Regions from separate parts of the Homo sapiens genome. Here region 1 is linked to region 2. A link is a loop called in an ENCODE intact Hi-C map of the cell type or tissue named here. Cell type or tissue: GM12878. All regions are shown on one strand. Links, peaks and the distances in the headings refer to the core of each region. The heading gives the core; the rest is flanking DNA.

Region 1 (4,000 bases), core at 1-4,000, 470 kb after region 2:
CGTGATCTCGGCTCACTGCAAGCTCCGCCTCCCAGGTTCATGCCATTCTCCTGCCTCAGCCTCCTGAGTAGCTAGGACTACAGGCGCCCGCCACTATGCCCAACTAATTTTTTTGTATTTTTAGTAGAGACGGGGTTTCACCGTGTTAGCCAGGATGGTCTCGATCTCCTGACCTCGTGATCTGCCCATCTCGGCCTCCCAAAGTGCTGGGATTACAGGCTTGAGCCACCGCGCCTGGCCCTAAATTTTTTAAAAAAGTGGTACATATATACTCTGGAATACTATGCAGCTATAAAAAAGAAAAACGTTACATCCTTTGCAGGGACATGGATGGAGCTGGAGGCCATTATCCTTAGCAAACTAATGCAAGAACAGAAAATCAAATGCTACATGTTCTCATTTATAAGTGGTAGCTAAATAATGAGAACACATGGTCACATTGAGGGGAACAACACACACTAGGGCCTTCTAGAGGATGGAGGGTGGGAGAAGGGAGAGGATCAGGAAAAAACTAATGGGTACTAGGCTTAATACCTGAGTGATCAAATAATCTGTACAACAAACCCCCATGACACAAGCTTACCTATGAAACAAACCTGCACGTGTACCCCTGAACTTAAAATAGAAGTTAAAAAATAGAGAAATGAAAGGAAAGTTTTCTTGAAGCCTTTGTATAAAAATAAATCTCCATCTCTCTTAGATATGAATGGAGAAACATGAAGCCTTGTTGCTACTGGAAGCCACCTTATCTCAGAACAAGAAATCATTACCAAGATTTCTGGCTGGCTTGCTTGTTTCTCTCTCTCTCTTTCTTCCCATGCCTATGCATGATTTTTCATAGGCCAGATACATTAAAGATGAGTGGAAAATCAGAAAAGCCTCATTATCACAAACTCAAAATTGCAATCATTTCAGTTAAAATTCAACCTAGGACGATGGCATGGTTTCTTTCGTGTACACACACATGCACACGCACGCGCACGCGCGCACACACACACACACACACACAGATTTTTTAATATCTTTTTCAAAAAATAAAAAACTTCAAAGAAAGTTTAAAGTTATGCTACAGCATTTTTTTTTTTTTTTTGAGATGGAGTCTCGCTCTGTCGCCCAGGCTGGAGTGCAGTGGCGCAATCTCGGCTCACTGCAAGCTCCACCTCCCAAGTTCACGCCGTTCTCCTGCCTCAGCCTCCAGTAGCTGGGATTACAGGCGTCCACCACCACGCCCGGCTAATTTTTTGTATTTTTAGTAGAGACGGGGTTTCACCGTGTTAGCCAAGATGGTCTCGATCTCCTCACCTCGTGATCTGCCCGCCTCGGCCTCCCAAAGTGCTGGGATTACAGGTATGAGCCACCACGCCTGGCCGTTATCCTAAAGCAATTTTAACAAAAATGCCCTCATGTAAGTCCCCTAGGTTTTGTCTAACTGCTTTCATATCTTTGATCTCCTTGCCATCTACACCATTAGAATATATTTGACATACCAGGCATGGACTTCCTCATCTCATGGATAATAAAACTAAAGGTCCTGAGAAATATTTTTCCACAAAGTTGCAGAGCTTTTCAGAGACTTAGCTAGGCTGAGTAACCCTGGCTTCTTGAATTCAAATTGGATTCTATGGCTGCCAATAATAGAACTGAAGAAAGATATTTTAAAACAGCTTCACACGCAATCTGTGATTCAAATGTGCAACTCAGATAGAGAAATCTAGATTTATATTCCAGCTTTATTTAGTCCTAGTTCTACCACTAACTTGGTTATGTGACCCTGAGCAAGTCACTGAAATTTCTGGGTTTCAATTTCTGTACGTAAAAGTGAAAGAGTATCTTCAGGTAGGTTTCCTGTTCTTAAACCTGTGTTAGGCACTGCTAATTGACCAGCTGGTCTCAGACTCAACTACAGAATCCTCAGTGTAGTTCTCAAGGCAGCAACCAAGAGATATTCTGAGTTGGTACTTCAGGTATAACTCATTTACATTTCCTAGGATGGATCTTTGCTATTTAATTTAGTCCACAGATCAGCTGCTTTGGCATCTCTGGGAAGTTTTTTAAAAATGCAGAATCTCAAGCCTTACCCTAGACCTACTGAATAAGAATCTGCATTTTCATAAGATCCCTAGGTCATTTTTATGCATGTTAAAGATGAAGAAGCACGGGGCTAGATAATATCTTAGATCCCTTAAAGTTATAAAAGTCAATGACTATAGGATTTATAAAACAGGTGTTACAGGGAAGAATTTTCCAAGAACCTTGGTTACCTCTCCAAGTCTGCTAAATGGTCTTCATCTATTTGGTAAAGGGTAGAAGAGTTAATCAGTAATGTTTTGTGTGTGTGTGTGTGTGTGTGTGTGCTCCCCTTTCAGAATGCTAAATCAATCTCAACCAAGGTACTGACTAAACCCTCAGGGGAGTCTAAGATGTAGAGGGAACTATGAATTCACCTCACCCAGGGATGCCTTGTGCAGCTGCAGTCTGATGGCTTCTGTGCATTTGGCCAATTACACAGTGAATTACCCCAGTGAGTATTCGTCAAATGCACCATCCGCTCTCACTCCTCAACTCCCTTGTTAGAATTCTTGTTAATTTGACACAGCCTTGTCAAATATCTCTCTCTTTCATTCTAACACCAAATTACCCTTAGCTCTGAGATCTGAAGATGACGGCAGACAGTGAAAGTTGCTAACTTTATAAAACATAAGCTGCAAGTTGAGTTGGGAAATTAAGAAAATTATAAATTTAGAAAGGTAAGAAGGAAGGTCAACCCCAGCTGATAATCTGATGCTTTGCCAAAGAATAAAATCTCAGCTAGATTCTGGGTCAAATATTGAAAACTCTCAAAACAAAACAAAAAATACCTGGATTCAAATCCCAGGTTTGCCACTAACTAGCTGTGTGAATGAATACGTTACTTTTCTCTGGGCCTCAACTTTTTCACGTTAGTAAAATTAGAGCACATCAGTAAAACTGAGAATATATCACCTAGTGAACCAGCAAGATTTAAAGTTTTGTGAGCATCGAGTCGTTTTGGAAATTTGCCGAAATTTGTATTATTAGGCAAACAGAAATTCTGATTCAGCAAATCCAGGGATGAGGGACTTTACATTCTTAGATTGTTGATTCTGATGTTACAGTCTGAGAATGAACCTCTCTATAAAGTGCTGTTATGGGGCAGTGGACGATAAGAGATAACTCAACCAGAGCAGCTCCTGGCTTTATGTAAGCTCTTGGTAAACACTAGCTTCTGAAAGACATCATTAGCAGTCCAGATAGTGGAAGTGGCTTGCTCGATTTTACACTGTGGGTAGGAGAAGGGATAGAACCTTTTCTACTGCACCGGAATGGTTTCCTTTGTGCTAGCATTTCTCAGATCAGCTTTGTTGGAACAATGCCAGGGACTGAGGAAGGATGCAGGTCAAGCTGTTATGTCCTGTGAAGTCAAGGAATGAGAAGCAGTGCTGCAGAATGAGCCCGCGATACTGGAGGCCTGGAATAGAGTCTCGTGTTTGTTATATAACTGCTCTGTGACCTTAGACTAGTAACTCCCTCCTCTAGGTATCAGTCTTTTCATTTACAAAATGATAGAATCCTTTAAACCTCTTTCCAGGGTTAAATTACTGTAATTCTATGGTAGACACATACATTCTGGTTGGACTGAGCAGCTCTTTGCGCCCCTCCCCACTACGTTTTTTTCAGATGGAATGTACCTTTTACTGTGTGAATCTTTTCCTCAACATGCATCTGAAGAAAACACCTCCGTCCTCTGAAACTCAGCAGCATGTATTATCTGTACCATAGACTATTCATTCTGATTAATGATTCAAAAAACACCACCACCGAGACAGTGGACTGACTGCCGTTAGACTGAGAGAGCCAATGCTACTGAATTTAGAAATAGATCTTAGGAAAATGGGAAAAGTCAGAGTTCTGCCCTTGTGATCACTTTCCTGGTAGATATCAACTTCAAAGTTACCACCTTCCAAATGGCAGCTGCTGTTCC
Region 2 (8,616 bases), core at 2,821-6,820:
ATCAGGCAGGGCCAACCACTTGCATCTTGAGTGCCAAATCCCATTCCACTTCTGTTCTCTATTTGAGAGCCTCAAAATACTTAAGCCACACCTTTAAGTTTTAGAATTTTAGCTGGACCATTATTTTAATTATGTTAAAAACCATGGAAAATATATTCTTTAGTTGAAAGGACCCATTCAAATATTTTTCTTTGGCCTTCAGAATCTACCTGTGATTTTAATGAATAATGGTTAGTAATGTACATACTTTGAGAAAAAAAAGTCAACCATTATGCTAGACACCAGAGAACGATGTGGAGTAATCTTTTAAATAAGAGGGTTAGGGACATTTTTGATGATGAAATGAAATGAAGGCCAAGACCTGTGATGTCATTTGGACATTTGTCCCTCCAATTCACATACTGAAATGTGATTCCCAGTGTTGGAGGTGGGACCTGGTGGAAGGTGATTGGATCATGGGGGTGGATCCCTCATGAGTGGTTTAGCACCAACCTCTTGGTGATAATTGAGTTCTCAGTTAACATGATATCTGGTTACTTAAAAGAGTCTGGGACCTCCCCCTTCTCCCTCTCTTGCTCCCACTCTTGCCATGTGAGGTGCAAGCTCCTGCTTTGCCTTCCACCATAACTGTAAGCTTCCTAAGGCCCCACCAGAAGCTGAGTAGATGTTGGTGCCATGCTTGTACAGCCTGCAGAACCATACATCAATTAACCCTCTTTTCTTTATAGATTACCTAGTCTCAGGTATTCCTTTATAGTAAAGCAAAAAACTGACTAATACAACCTGAATGAAATGGGATATTGAATTGTGTAAAAATTTTGGGGAAGGGAGAAGGATATTCTGAAGGAGAAAACTCAAGTGTGAAGGACTTCAGATGAGAATATATTTAGGATGACGAAGAAAGTTCAGTTGCTGGAATTCAGTGATTAAGTGCAGAGTGGCAGAAAAAAACCCTTCAGATATGTAGTCAAAAACTATGTTATGAAAAGTCTTATGGGCCATGGCAAAGATATTGGATTTTGTTATGAGAAGGGGTAGCCATTGAAAGCTTTAAAAGCTTAAGTGAGACCAAAAAAAGTCAAGGGTACCACAAAGGTATAAAACTAAACACCAAAACAAAAGCACAAAAACTTCATAATAGCCAAAGGGAAAAGGAAAAGCAAAGGAACATCAGATAGAAAAAACACAGTAAATATAGTGCTTATAGTAATTACAACATAAGATGAGAGGCTTGGCAGTTATATCAATAAACACAAATGAGTTTAACTCACCTATTAAAATAAAAAGATTCTCAAATTGACCCATCAAATTTCAACTCTATGTTGTATATAAGAGACATATCTAAAATATAGCAGTTTTTAAAAAGGCTAAAGATAAAGGAATGGGCAAAAGCATTTGCCTGTTTACTAGGCAAATGAAAACAATAAGGAAGTAGGAACTGAAATCCTCATATTGGACAAAGTAGAAAACAGCATAACAGGAGGCAAAAGATATTTTATAATGCTAAAAACCACATTATAGAATGAAGCTATAACAAAACTCAATAGCATTCATGTACACAGATAATAGGTAAAATATATAATAAGAAAATTTTATTTACAATACCAACAAAAATATTTAGGAGCAAGCACAATAAGATATGTTCAAATGTATATGAAGAAACTATAAATACCTCTGAAAGATGCAAAAGTACATTTGAAAGTGGAAAGATGGCCCTTGTTCTTGTTTAGGATGTCTCAACATAATGAAAATCTCATTTTTCATTATTTTAATATCTGTTAATTATGTTAATTTATAGATTCACCCAAGAAAATATTGACAAGCTTTCTTGTCAAGTTAGATATATTGGGACTAAAGTTCACATGGAAAAATAAATGCATAAGAATAGGTAGAAAAACAGTCACTAGGAAGAGCTATGAAGGGGGTATAGTCCTATTAACACTGTAAAGACTATAATTAAAATAGTGTGGTAGTGGCTCATGAGGATACAAACAGACTAACGGAATAGAAATCTATAGAAATCTAGTATATTAAAAAGGTTGTATCTCAAATCACTAAGGAAAAGATAGTCTTTTAAATAAATGATGTTGGGCAACTGGATAACCATTTTTTCACAAATAGAAAAACAGATTCCTTCTTCATATCATATATAGGAAAATAAATGGATCAGAATTCTAAATGTAAAATAATGTAACTTTACTGCAAGAAAATATTGGTGAGTTCCCCTATATTCTAGGTTTATGAAAAAGTTTTTAGCTGATACTAAAACGTCCAGATGTGATAAAAGATTGATAAACTGACTACATATGGCAAAAATACCAGAAGCAAAGTCAAAAGACAAATGACAAACTGGAAAAGAAGGAAAAATTATCATTCTATAGCAAAATGAACAAAAGAAAAAGAGAGGCAATTTATAAAATAATATAAGCATGGGCCTTGAACATATGAAAAGCTATTTAAGTTAATTCATGTTAAGATAAATGCAAGTTAAAATTCACTGAGATACTATTTCTCACTTAGATGGGCAAAAAATTCAAAGCTTGATGATATATTTCGTTCATAGGGCTGTGGAAAACATGAATTACTGGTAGGCATGCAGATTGGTTGGAATGCAAAATCCTTACTGAGGGAGATTTGGCATCAGTTAATAAAACTATACATGCATCTGTCTTTCATCTCAGCAGCCCATTTCTAGGAATTTATCCTGAAGATACATATATATTTATGAGGCTACTCATTAAAGTAATATCTGTAGGAAACTACCAAAATGTCTGAGCATAGGACACTGATTAAACTATAACCCCATACATTCAATGGAATACAATGCAGTTGTAAACAAAGAATGAGGAAGATCTCTACGAACTGATGTAGAATGACCTCTGGGATACATTGTTAGGTGAAAAAAAAAGCAAATTGCAAAGAAGCTTACATGTTACCTTGTATAAAAGAAAGAAGGAGAAGTAAGAGAATATGTGTACATCTACTTATCTTTACAAAGAGAAACCCAGGAAGTCAATGACAAGAACAACATTGGCTCCCATATGAGGTAGGGGAATGAAGCAGAAGAAATACAGGAGGCAGTGTCACTTTTCTGAGCATATGTTTTTGTATAATTTTGATATTTAGATGTAGTTTAATGTTCTCTATATTCAATAAAAAATTAAATTGACAAAGATGGGAAGGAGAAAAATAAAACTGAAAAATAAACTCAGCTATATTTCAAATAAATAACATAACCTCACTAAAGGGGAGAGGAAGAAGTAACTAACCCAATTAATACAGGGTATTTGACTGTATACTCCTAGTTTTACATAGGATTTCTTTTTATTTAATTTATTATTATTTTTTTAAAGAAGTCTTGCTCTGTCACCTAGGCTGGAGTGCAGTGGCAAGCTCTCAGTTCACTGCAGCATCTGCCTCCTGGGCACAAGCGATTCTACTGCCTCAGCCTCCCAAGTAGCTGGGATTACAGGTGCGTGCCACCATGCCCAGCTAATTTTTGTATTTTTAGTAGAGATGGGGTTTCACCATGTTGGCCAAGGAGGTCTTGAACTCCTGACCTCAGGTGATCCACCCGCCTCGGCCTCCCAAAATGCTGGGATTACAGGCATGAGCCATCGCGCCCGGCCTACAAGGATTTCAAGGGCTCATGAAACATTTATTAAAATAGGCCACAGGCTAGCCATAAAGCAAGTCTCAAAAAAATTTCAAAGACTTGAAATGATAGACATGTTTTCAGACCATAATAGATATAAGCTAGAAATAAGTAACCAAAGGATAACTAAAAAACATTTTCCCCTAAGTTTGAAAACCAAGCAATAACTTCTAAATAACCCATGGACCAAAGAATAAATCAAAATGGAAGTTTCTAAAATATCTTAAATTACATGAAAATGAATATACGGCATATCAAAATGTATGGGATGCACCTAAAGCTATGATTGGGGAAACGATAGCCTTAAATGCCTATATTAGAAAAGAAGAAAGGCTAAAAACCAATTGTTTAAGTATATTTTACAAGAAGATAAAAAAATAAAGAGCGAATGGAACCCAACAAATGTAAACGGAAGAAGGTCAATATAAAAAATATAGCAGAAAGAATTTTAAAAATCCAAAATTTGGTACTATGAAAAAGCTAACTGATAAAACAGAAAAAAGAGAAGAAACAAATAACCAATAACCAAAGGAATGAAGGGAACTTAAGGAATATTAAAAATTCAACTGATATTTTAAAAATAATACCATTGGAAGATATGAGCACATTTGTATCAATAAATTTAAAAATTTATTTAATAATAATTCTTCTAGGATATAGCCCTAGAAAAATAAAGCCTCTTTTTTATAAGAAGAAACAGAAAATCTGAATCATCCTATATTTATTAAAGCAATTGAATTCATTATTTAAAACATTCCCACACACACACACACACAAAAATCAGGGCCCATGTGGCTTGGCTGGTAATTTCTTCCAAGAGCTAAGGAGTACCATCAATCTTATACAAGTTGTTTCAGAAAACATAAAAATAGAAAACACTTCCCAATTTATTTTATGAGGACAGCAGAGCATTGATACCAAAAGCAGATGAACACCTTAAATAAAATGAAAGAAAAATCCAAAAGTATATTATAGGTCAATCTTTTATAAACATAAAAGCAACAATCCTAAACCAAATATTTCCAGACAAATCCAGAGATTGATAGAAAGGCTAATACATAATGACCAGGTGGCATACATTCCAGGAATGCAAGGCTGGCTTCATGTTAGAAAAGCAACTAATATATTTCAACATAAAGAGGTTTAGAAAAAAGAGGAGATAAGTCATATAATCACTTCAATAGAAGTAGCTATGTGTATATGTGGGAACTGGTAAGGGTTAAAGTGAGTTGGGGATATGTTTAGTTTCAGTTTAGTGAAATATTTTTAGTGGTTTGTGGTCAGCCTTGAGTACTTAATTGCCTTACCTACTGAGTACTTACTGAGTAACTAATTGCCAGCTTTCCAAAGGTAGAAATGGCTTCTAGGTATACCCTATTGCCTGCCTCGTTGATTTAGATGTCAACAAAGAGGAGTATCTAAGCAAACACGTAAGTTACTACCAACAGAGCATTGACAAAAAAAAAAAGCTGTTAATGAGTGTTCCAATTCAAAGAGCACTTAAGCTTACCATGCAACTTAAAAGGAACTGAAAATCTGCAGTTCATTAAAAAAAATCTGATAGAGATTTCCCCAAATTTGACAAATTGTGAACCTAAAGAAACTTTTCTAAACTATATTTAAAAAGTTTTGATCAAACATACTGTAACAAAGACCAATCTATCTCTCCATAAAAAATGAGAATACAAAATTGTTTTGAAGGGGCAATTCAAGAATGTCCAGCAAAAGGACATAGGAACAAAACAATGCAGGGGTGTGATGGGCAGTGAATTCATATTATTTTTCTCAAGTTTTTTTCATTTTGTAATATTTGGGGTTATTTTTTAGCTTTAAAATTTTATACTTTTCTGTAATTTATTTTCTCATTTTTAATAATTACTCATTTTAAACTTAAATTTGTTTAGTATTATTTTCTTAAGTAGAATCCCCAAAATTGAATTAAGCTTTACAAAGTACAAAAATCTGTATATGCCTACATTTACTAGTATTAAAATAACTTCAAATATTAAGGGTTATTTTGAGTAAAACAACTGATACTCTCCAACAACCATGGTGGGAATGTAAATTGGAATAATTAATTTAGAAAACTGTTTAGCAGTATCAGTTAAAGCTCAGCAACTTCACTCCTAAATACATACCCAACAGAAATATATATATATACACACACACACATATATGTGCTAAAAGATATGCCAAAAACTGTTCATAGGAACATTCTTCATAATTGCCCCAACCTGGAAACAATCCAAATTTCCATCAAGAGTAGAAAATGTACGTAAGTTGTGGTGTACTCACATGATAGAAAACCACACACAAATGAAAATTAACAAATGACTATTCCATGAAGCAACAAAAATGAATCTCATAATGAGATTTCTCAAACTTTCTTAGCTCCCTTAGTGTCGTAGGAATTTTTTCACAGGTGCCACCACACCAAAAGAAATACATAATAGTTCTGATTATGAAGTAGTAAGGTCCCAATAACTTAATAAATACTTTGTTTTTTTTTTTTTGAGAAACAGTGTTGGTCTGTCGCCTAGGCTGGAGTGTAGTGGCTCCATATGGGCTCACTGTAATGTCCACCTCCCGGGTTCAAGTGATTCTCCTGCCTCAGCATCCTGAGTAGTTGGGATTACAGGCATGCACCAACATGTCCTGATAATTTTTGTATTTTTAGTAGAGATGGGATTTTGCTACTTGGCCAGGCTGGTCTTGAACTCCTGGCCTCAAGTGATCTGCCCACCTTGGCCTCCCAAAGTGCTGGGATTACAGGCATGAGACACTGTCCCTGACCAATACTTATGTTATAATAACTTAGCGGTCATGTTAAAAATACACATAAATTGAAAGAAAAAAACTGATATTTTTCATCCTTAAATAACCACAAGAAATTACTAATAGGATTTGTGTGCCTGTTGGGCATACCAAAGCTTCTTGAATATTGGAATCAGATCGGATTTGGCCACCCTTATTTGTTTCATGTTGACTTTTGTGTGTACTTGCTTTTAATCACAGATACTCTTGAAAATCTGGTGTTAAAAGATATAGCATCAAAAGAAATGTAGCACAATCTAATGTTGAAACTGAACTACTATGGGCTATTATTTCATTCAGTGTCTGAAAGTTGTCAATTATCACTATGTGACTCTAAAATTTAAAAAATATCCTGCTGTTTCCTTATGAGCACATTGTGGTACCCTGGGATGCTTTAGCCCGCAGTTTGGGAACCATGACTGTGGACATGACATTAAGCAAAAGAGCCAGACACCAAGGAACATATCAGTGTGGTTCCATTCACAGGTTTTAAGAACAGGCAAACTTAGTTCTTGGTGTTGGAAATTAGGAATGTGGTTACATTTGTGAAAAGGGAGAGGGTGGTGACTGGGAAGAGGCACACCAGGACCTTCTCGAAAGCTGGTAGCATTTTATTTCTTGATCAAGTGGTAGCTACATACAAAGTGTTCACTTTGTTATAGTTCATCAAGCTGTGCATTTCAGATTAGTTCATATTGTATGTGTCATAAATGAACAAAAAGTTTTTTTAAAAAAATAAAGTAAAACCATTCTAAACAACAAAATGTAAGAAATCACACCTGAAAGCGTAGAGCCCCCTGTGATACCCAAGCCAAATTAAATACATCTTCCTTCAGAACATTAGTCACTATTCTACAATTATGTGCTAACATTCTGGGGTCTCTGGCTAGACTGTGAGCTATGAGGACGGTCACCATGTCTCATTTATCTCTAATTCTCTAGTGCTTCAAATATGATGACACCAAAGACTGTTAATTATTGTTTAAATAAAAAACATTAAAAAAATACATGTACTAACAAAATTTGGTACACGCTGATGTCTTTTCCCTATCTTATATGAATGCCCCAAGTACTATTGTTTTTATGATCCATCTGTGGTCTTTCTTTTAAAAATATTCTTTTGCTTTGTGGACACTCATTTCTAATCTCCAAAGAGAATACATTTCTAAAAGAAGGGAACACAGACATGCACATATTCCCTTTAAGAATTTATTTATATATATATCACAGAGTTCCAATGCTATTGAAAGGGTAGTGCATAAACTAGTGTCAGTCCACAAACTGTTTACTATTGGGTTGTAGCAAGTTAAGTACAGGCATTGAAAATAGGTATTTAGAAATGAGTGCCTAAATTTGATTCTAGTACAATATCCAAGCATGTGCTCACTAAACTTGCCGTGTTGAGCAGGCTAGGTACCAATTTGGGTATTGTCAAACTCACATGGTGAGTTGTATATGACAGGAACTATATACTAGTCATTCATAACAGAACTAGATATTGGTCCAAGATAGATTGGACAGAAATATCTGGTTCTTCCTCATAGGTAGTTTTTAAGGTTCTGCCATTGACAATTAAAACTGGAAAAGACCAATCCCATTATTTTACAAATGGGAGAATTAAGACCTAGAGTTCACCCAGCTTCTGATCGCCAAGCTAGTAGTTTTTACTCTATAATGCCACCTGTATTCCTTAATGAGTGAGGGTTTGGGATAAAATCAATATTATGATTGCTGCTATTAGCAGTAGTAGCAACTGTAGCTACTACTAATACATATCCAGCGCTTAGTAGGTACCACCACAAAAAATTGCTATTTTTATGTCAAAAATGGTCAAGTATTTATAATTTCACATGGTTCAACTCATATGAAATGCTGATAACAATGTCAAGTGTTTTTAAGCCTTAAAGAAGGAGCATCTGCAGCCAGACTTTTTGGGTTCCCATGTTGGCTCTGTCTCTTCCTGCCACATTGTGGCTGGCAAGTTAATTACATTTTCTCTGGTATAAGTTCCTACATCCACAACATGGAGCTAATAATAGTAACTATCTCAGAGATTTATTGAGGCTTAAATGATCCTATGCGGTTGAAGCCCTTGAAATAGCAACTGGCAGATAGTAAGTACTCAGTTAATGTTAGATGTTCTGGCT

Evidence for each region. A loop is a pair of places that touch in the nucleus more often than their neighbours do. Peaks named below come from ENCODE experiments on the same cell type or tissue, not always from the same donor. Only the 100,000 strongest peaks of a DNase experiment are listed, where the experiment ranks them.
Region 1: a loop joins it to region 2, with 8 times the contacts of the local background. A loop is called at or near these places in 1 of 110 quality-filtered maps.

What each region holds. Positions count from the first base shown.
Region 1 is chr5:161,309,691-161,313,690 of GRCh38, forward strand. All of the region lies in intron 9 of GABRB2 (gamma-aminobutyric acid type A receptor subunit beta2), which reads right to left. Among named protein-coding and RNA genes, the nearest start is that of GABRB2, 240 kb to the right of the region's middle. RefSeq lists an enhancer at 1,622-1,851. In GM12878, for the core only: no CTCF peak of the experiment used is centred there; DNase peaks (open chromatin) are centred at 1,831 and 2,469; H3K27ac peaks cover 1,965 bases.
Region 2 is chr5:160,838,396-160,847,011 of GRCh38, forward strand. All of the region lies in intron 1 of ATP10B (ATPase phospholipid transporting 10B (putative)), which reads right to left. Among named protein-coding and RNA genes, the nearest start is that of ATP10B, 9.5 kb to the right of the region's middle. In GM12878, for the core only: no CTCF peak of the experiment used is centred there; a DNase peak (open chromatin) is centred at 5,006; H3K4me3 peaks cover 638 bases.